2 separate regions of the Homo sapiens genome follow, and region 1 is linked to region 2. A link is a loop called in an ENCODE intact Hi-C map of the cell type or tissue named here. Cell type or tissue: thyroid gland. All regions are shown on one strand. Each heading gives the region's core, and the rest is flanking DNA. Links, peaks and the distances in the headings are about the cores only. Region 1 overlaps FRMD8 (FERM domain containing 8). Region 2 overlaps MAP3K11 (mitogen-activated protein kinase kinase kinase 11).

Region 1 (2,899 bases), core at 96-2,595, 190 kb before region 2:
CCAGTCTCCGCAGGGCCACTCCAGCATCTGACCCAGCCCCACCAGTCAGGAGCACAGGTGGCCATTCCTGTCTACTTGGCCTCATCTTATCCCAGGCCTGCAGCAGTGCTTGGCACGTGGGAGGCACTCAGGAAATACCTGTGTCCTAAGGGGTGCCACCCTTTTAACACCCTCTGCGACTCCCTCAAACCCCTGAAGGCCCTGTCCTTGGTGCCCAGCTGTGCCCGCTGGCACCCGGCTGCTGCATCTTTTCTGTCAGTGTGCCTCATGCTTCACACCTGTTGAGTAGGAGTCACTTTTGAAGAACGTGCTGGCAGGGAGCCGCCCGCCCCTGCCCTGGTGACATCGCGCCCCTTCCTCCTGGCTGCAGGTTTTCCTCCCAGCCAGCACCACCCGCCTCCCCGCCCCGCTTCCCCACTCTTCGTCCTCTCTGCAGCAGCTGGCTCCCTACCCCCTCCCTCCCCACCTGCTTCTGCCCATGGAGTCAGCCTTCCTGGGCTGTGCCTTCTGACCAGAATGTTCTTTCTTTCCCACCTGAACTCCCAGATCTGGAGACCCCTCCTCATCCACCAGGACTCACCTTCACAGTCACCCAAGTGGGACACCTCCCCTGCCTCCCTGCTCCCTCCCTCCTGAGTGATGTGTGTCCCCTCCCCTGCTTCCCCAACCAGAGAGCAGAGCTCATTTCAGGCTCAGCAACAGGCATGGAAGGGGGCCCTGGCCAGGCCTCACACTGCCCCCTCCTCCCCAGGCCGAACTGATGAGCAGTCTCATTGAGTACTGCATCGAACTGAGCCAGGCGGCGGAGCCCGCAGGCCCCCAGGACAGTGCGACTGGCTCGCCCTCGGACCCCAGCTCCTCACTGGCTCCTGTTCAGCGCCCCAAGCTGCGGAGGCAGGGCAGTGTGGTGTCCAGCCGGATCCAGCATCTCTCCACCATCGACTACGTGGAGGACGGTGAGCAGCCCTTCTGTGCATGTGCACACACAAACACGCATGCGCGTGCACACACCGGGGGGAGTTCCTGAGGACAGGGCATTGCAGAGCAGCTCCAGACCCAGTGTGAGCTGGCCTCCATCTCAGGACACAGCTGTGAGCAGGCCGAGCCCGGGCCTTGGCCATAGTGCCTTTCCTGTCCCTTCTCACTGCTGCGTCACAGACGTTCTGCAGCATTGTCCAGGATGTGATCCGGGAAACGACTCAACATCTGTTACTGAAGTGTTGGGTAGGTGGGGCGCGGTGGCTCACGCCTGTAATCCCAGCACTTTGGGAGGCCAAGGCAGGAGGATCACCTGAGGTCAGGAGTTCAAGAACAGGCTGGCCAACATGGTGAAACCCTGTCTCTACTAAAAATACAAAAAAAGTAGCGAGGTGTATGGCAGGCGCCTGTAATCCCAGCTACTCGGGAGGCTGAGGCAGGAAAAACGCTTGAACCCAGCAGGCAGAGGTTGCAGTGAGCCGAGATTGCATCATTGCATTCCAGCCTGGGAGACAGAGCAAGACTCCGTCTCAAAAATAAATAAATAAATAAATAAAGCGTTGGGTAAATCACTGCTGTGACCACATCTTGGGGTGTTGAGTGCAGCTGGTAAAAATACAGTACCCAGGCCGGGTGCAGTGTCTCACACCTGTAATCCCAGTACTTTGGGAGACCAAGACAAAGAGGATCACTTGAGCCCAGGAGCTCAAGACCAGCCTGGACAACAGAGTGAGACCCTGTCTCTACAAAATATACTTAAACTTAGCTGAGCACGGTGGTATATGCCTGTAGTCTCACCTTCTTGGGAGGCTGATGAGGCAGGAGTATCTCTGAGCCCAGGAGTTGGAGGTTTGCAGTGAGCTACGATTGTACCACTGCACTCCAGCCTGGGTGACAACGATGAGACCCTATATATATATATTTTTTTTAATTAATTAATTAGTTAACTATTTTTGAGACGGAGTCTCACTCTGTCGCCCAGGCTGGAGTACAGTGGCATGATCTCGGCTCACTGCAACCTCCGCCTCCCCAGTTCTAGTGATTCTCCTGCCTCAACCTCCCGAGTAGCTGGGACTACAGGTGTGTGCCACCACACCCGGCTAATTTTTTTTTTTTTTTTTGAGACAGAGTCTCACTCTGTCGCCCAGGCTGGAGTGCAGTGGGCGCGATCTTGGCTCACTGCAAGCTCCACCTCCTGGGTTCACGCCATTCTCCTGCCTCAGCCTCCTAAGTAGCTGGAACTACAGGCGCCCACCACCACGCCCGGCTACTTTTTTGTATTTGTAGTAGAGACGGGGTTTCACCGTGTTAGCCAGGATGGTCTCGATCTCCTGACCTTGTGGTCCATCCGCCTTGGCCTCCCAAAGTGCTGGGATTACAGGTGTGAGCCACTGCACCCGGCCCTAATTTTTTGTTTTTAGTAGAGATGGGGTTTCACCGTGTTAGCCAGGATGGTCTCAATTTCCTGTCCTCGTGATCCACCTGCCTTGGCCTCCCAAAGTGCTGGGATTACAGGCGTGAAACATCACACCAAGCCCGAGACCCTGTTTTTAAAAAGGAATACCCTGGCCGGGCGCAGTGGCTCACGCCTGTAATCCTAGCACATTGGGAGACCAAGGCGGGTGGATCACCTGAGGTCGGGAGTTCGAGACCAGTCTGACCAACATGGAGAAAACTCTTCTCTACTAAAAATACAAAATTAGCTGGATGTGGTGGTGGTCGCCTGTAGTCCCAGCTACTTGGGAGGCTGAAAGCAGGAGAATCGCTTGTACCCAGGAGGTGGAGGTTGCAGTGAGCCAAAATCACGCCACTGCACTCCAGCCTGGGCAACAAGAACGAAACTCCGTCTCAAATAAATAAATAAATAAATAAATAATAAAAAGGAATACCCTAAATGCATCTTGTGTCAGATCCTGGAAGA
Region 2 (2,899 bases), core at 104-2,603:
GGCTGTGGCAGGGGAGAGTTGGGGGTGAAGGGGGGATAAGGACACAGGCCCTTGAGGATAAATGTGGTCCAGGGAGACCTACGCTGGGCTACTGTAGGCGTCATGGATGGAGTGATTTTGGCCTGGGTGGTGTGGTGGGAGAGGAATGGTGGCAGCTGGGAAGGATCAGGTGGGGGTGGGAGGTGGGGAGAGGACTCCAGGGTGCCCAGAGCACCCGGGCAGATGATACCCTTGCGCCCGATTGCCAGTTCTTCCTGAGAACGCTTTGTGCCTGCCCTCCTGACTCCCTGCCCCTGAACTGCAGACACAGAGTCTGGGCTGCCATGGGGCACCTGGGAGAGGGGAAGGGGGAGCCTGGGTTCCAACTCCTCTAACGTCAGAGGGGCTGAGGACAGAGGCCAAGGAAGGGACCCAGCCCTAGGGTATGGTGTGGGAGTGCCAGAGCCCCCATGGCAGTGTGAAGAGAATGGACAGAGGCCGAGGGAGGGACCCTGCCCTAGGGTATGGTGTGGGAGTGCCAGAGCCCCCATGGCAGTGTGAAGAGAACTGTCAGGGGTGCCAGATGCCATGGCAAGTCACCATACTGGGAGGTGGGTGGAACTTACTACTCTTTTTTTTGAGATGGAGTCTCGCTCTGTCGCCCAGGCTGGAGTGCAGTGGTGCAATCTCGGCTCACTCAACCTTCGCCGCCCGGGTTCAAGCTATTCTCCTGCCTCAGCCTCCCAAGTAGCTGGGGCTACAGGCACCTGCCACCACGCCTGGTTAATTTTTGTATATATATATATTTTTTTCAGTAGAGACGGGGTTTCACCATATTGGCCAGGCTGGTCTCAAAATCCTGACCTTGTGATCTGTCCGTCTCGGCCTCCCAAAGTGCTGGGATTACAGGCGTGAGCCACCATGCCCGGCCTATGGTTTTTTGTTTTTTTTTTTTTTGAGACGGAGTCTTGCTCTGTTGCCCAGGCTGGAGTGCAGTGGCGTGATTTTGGCTCACTGCAACCTCCACCTTCCAGGTTCAAGCAATTCTCCTGCCTCAGCCTCCAGAGTAGCTGGGACTACAGGCATGCACCACCACACCTGGCTAATTTTTGTATTTTTAGTAGAGATGGGGTTTCACCATGTGGCCAGGTTGAACTCCTGACCTCATGTGATCCGCCGGCCTCGGCCTCCCAAACTGCTGTGATGACAGGAGTGAGCCACTGCACCTGGCCGAGAAGAGCCTTGAATGACTGACCAAGGCTGGTGGATTTGGTCCCAGGAGAGGCATGCAGTACAAGGCATCCAACTGCCTATTGTTGGGGCATCAGGACACCAGGGTTGTATGATAGGTTGGGTCACCTGGTTACCTCCAAGAAAGGTGACAGGCTACATGTGGGGAGACAGCTTTTGAGTTTATTTGGCTTCTGGCTTCACTGGATCCCGAGGCTAAGACTCCAACCCTGGCTGGGGCAGCAGGAAGGCATCCAGAGAGCCCTGGCCCCAGATGACCCCCAGGGCAGGAGGTCCATGCTCTAAGCCCTAGGGCAGGGGCCGCAGTAGCAGGACTTGGTCAAAAGTGCTGGTGACAGCTGAGGCCGGCCCCTCTTCCCTGCACCTCCCCTCCTCCCTGCATCACCCCAGCAGGCAATTCCCTGAGACAGGCTCTGGTCCTCCCAACCAGCTGGGTACAGTGTTGGGCCCCAGTAGGGCAGGTGAGCTGGGGGGACCTACAGGTTTCAGATGTGGGGGCGCAGGTCCCCCTTCCAGTGTGAAGGCTTCCTGTGCAGTGTAGTGTTCCTGACCCCCAAAGGGGGGTGGGGTCCCTGGGGAAACTGAGGCAGCTGCAGAGGCTGACCCAGCTCCTGTTCCAGTGTATGCTGTGACTCCTCCTAAGGCAGCTGGAGCTCGGGGGAGTGGCCTGGCCCACTCAAGGCCCCGCTTCCGGCACCCACGGGGCCTGGGCACCCATGTCTTTGGTCTGTGCCCTGCAGTCCTGGGGGCCCCCCTGGAAGGGGTTGGCAGGTGGGGAGTCCCAGAAGGGGTCTGAGTCCGGGAACAAGGTCCAGGGTGCTCGGCGGGGTGCAGGCTGTGGTGATGGCAGGGGAGAAGGCCGTGGCCCAGCTGACACAAAGCTCCAGGGATCAATGCGGCTGCGAAGGGGCGAGGGCCGAGGTCGGCTGATGAGGCCCAGGGGTGGTGAACGTGGGGTGCCTGGGGTGCCAGGAGCAGAGCGTGATGTCCCCGGTGGGGGTGAGACAGTGCCTCCTGTGAGGATATAGGAGGGGCACAGGGTCAAGCAACCCCCAACTGCTGAGGTCCCCAAGACACTGTCCTGCTCTGGGCCTCAGTTTCCCCATGTGCACAGTGACCTACTTGACTCAACTTCCACCGCCCTTCCTGCTCCGTGGTGCCTCTGTTTTTTGTAATAGTTAGGAGTGAGGCCTCTGCAGCAGGCTGGCCTGGATGTGGATCCCGGCCCTGCCACTTACTAGCTGTGGGAGCTGTGGGTCCCTTAATCTCTGTGCCTTAAATTTCCTCATCTAAAAATGGGCATCCAGGAGCGCTTAGTTCTCTGGTTGTTATGACTAAATGAGACCATCTCGGGAAAGCCTTGCAAACAGTACTTGGCACAAGTAAGGAGCCAGGAGTTTGCTACGATTATGATTACATGTATGCTGTGTCGCCCAGGCTGGAGTCCAGTGTCATGATCACCGCTCACTGCAGCCTCAACCTTTCAAGGCTCACGTGATCCTCCCAGAGTGCTGGGATCACAGGCGTGCACCACTGCCTGGCCCGATTACTTCTTTTATTTCACAGCAGGCATCGCCCCCACCTGCCTGGACCACCTGATAGCTGAACTTAGAACTCTGCTCCCTACATGCGTCTTCAGTACCCCGAATGCCTGGTTCAGGGTCCAGCT

The links. A loop is a pair of places that touch in the nucleus more often than their neighbours do. Peaks named below come from ENCODE experiments on the same cell type or tissue, not always from the same donor. Only the 100,000 strongest peaks of a DNase experiment are listed, where the experiment ranks them.
Region 1: a loop joins it to region 2, with 3 times the contacts of the local background. A loop is called at or near these places in 2 of 110 quality-filtered maps.

Annotation. Positions count from the first base shown.
Region 1 is chr11:65,404,113-65,407,011 of GRCh38, forward strand. It overlaps FRMD8 (FERM domain containing 8), which reads left to right. Exons shown (of 11, transcript NM_031904.5): 10 at 752-956. Among named protein-coding and RNA genes, the nearest start is that of NEAT1, 17 kb to the right of the region's middle. RefSeq lists an enhancer at 136-635. In thyroid gland, for the core only: no CTCF peak of the experiment used is centred there; a DNase peak (open chromatin) is centred at 1,092; H3K27ac peaks cover 1,792 bases.
Region 2 is chr11:65,596,385-65,599,283 of GRCh38, forward strand. MAP3K11 (mitogen-activated protein kinase kinase kinase 11) reads right to left here. Exons shown (of 10, transcript NM_002419.4): 10 at 1,373-2,244. The coding sequence ends at 1,907. Among named protein-coding and RNA genes, the nearest start is that of KCNK7, 2.0 kb to the left of the region's middle. In thyroid gland, for the core only: no CTCF peak of the experiment used is centred there; no DNase peak of the experiment used is centred there.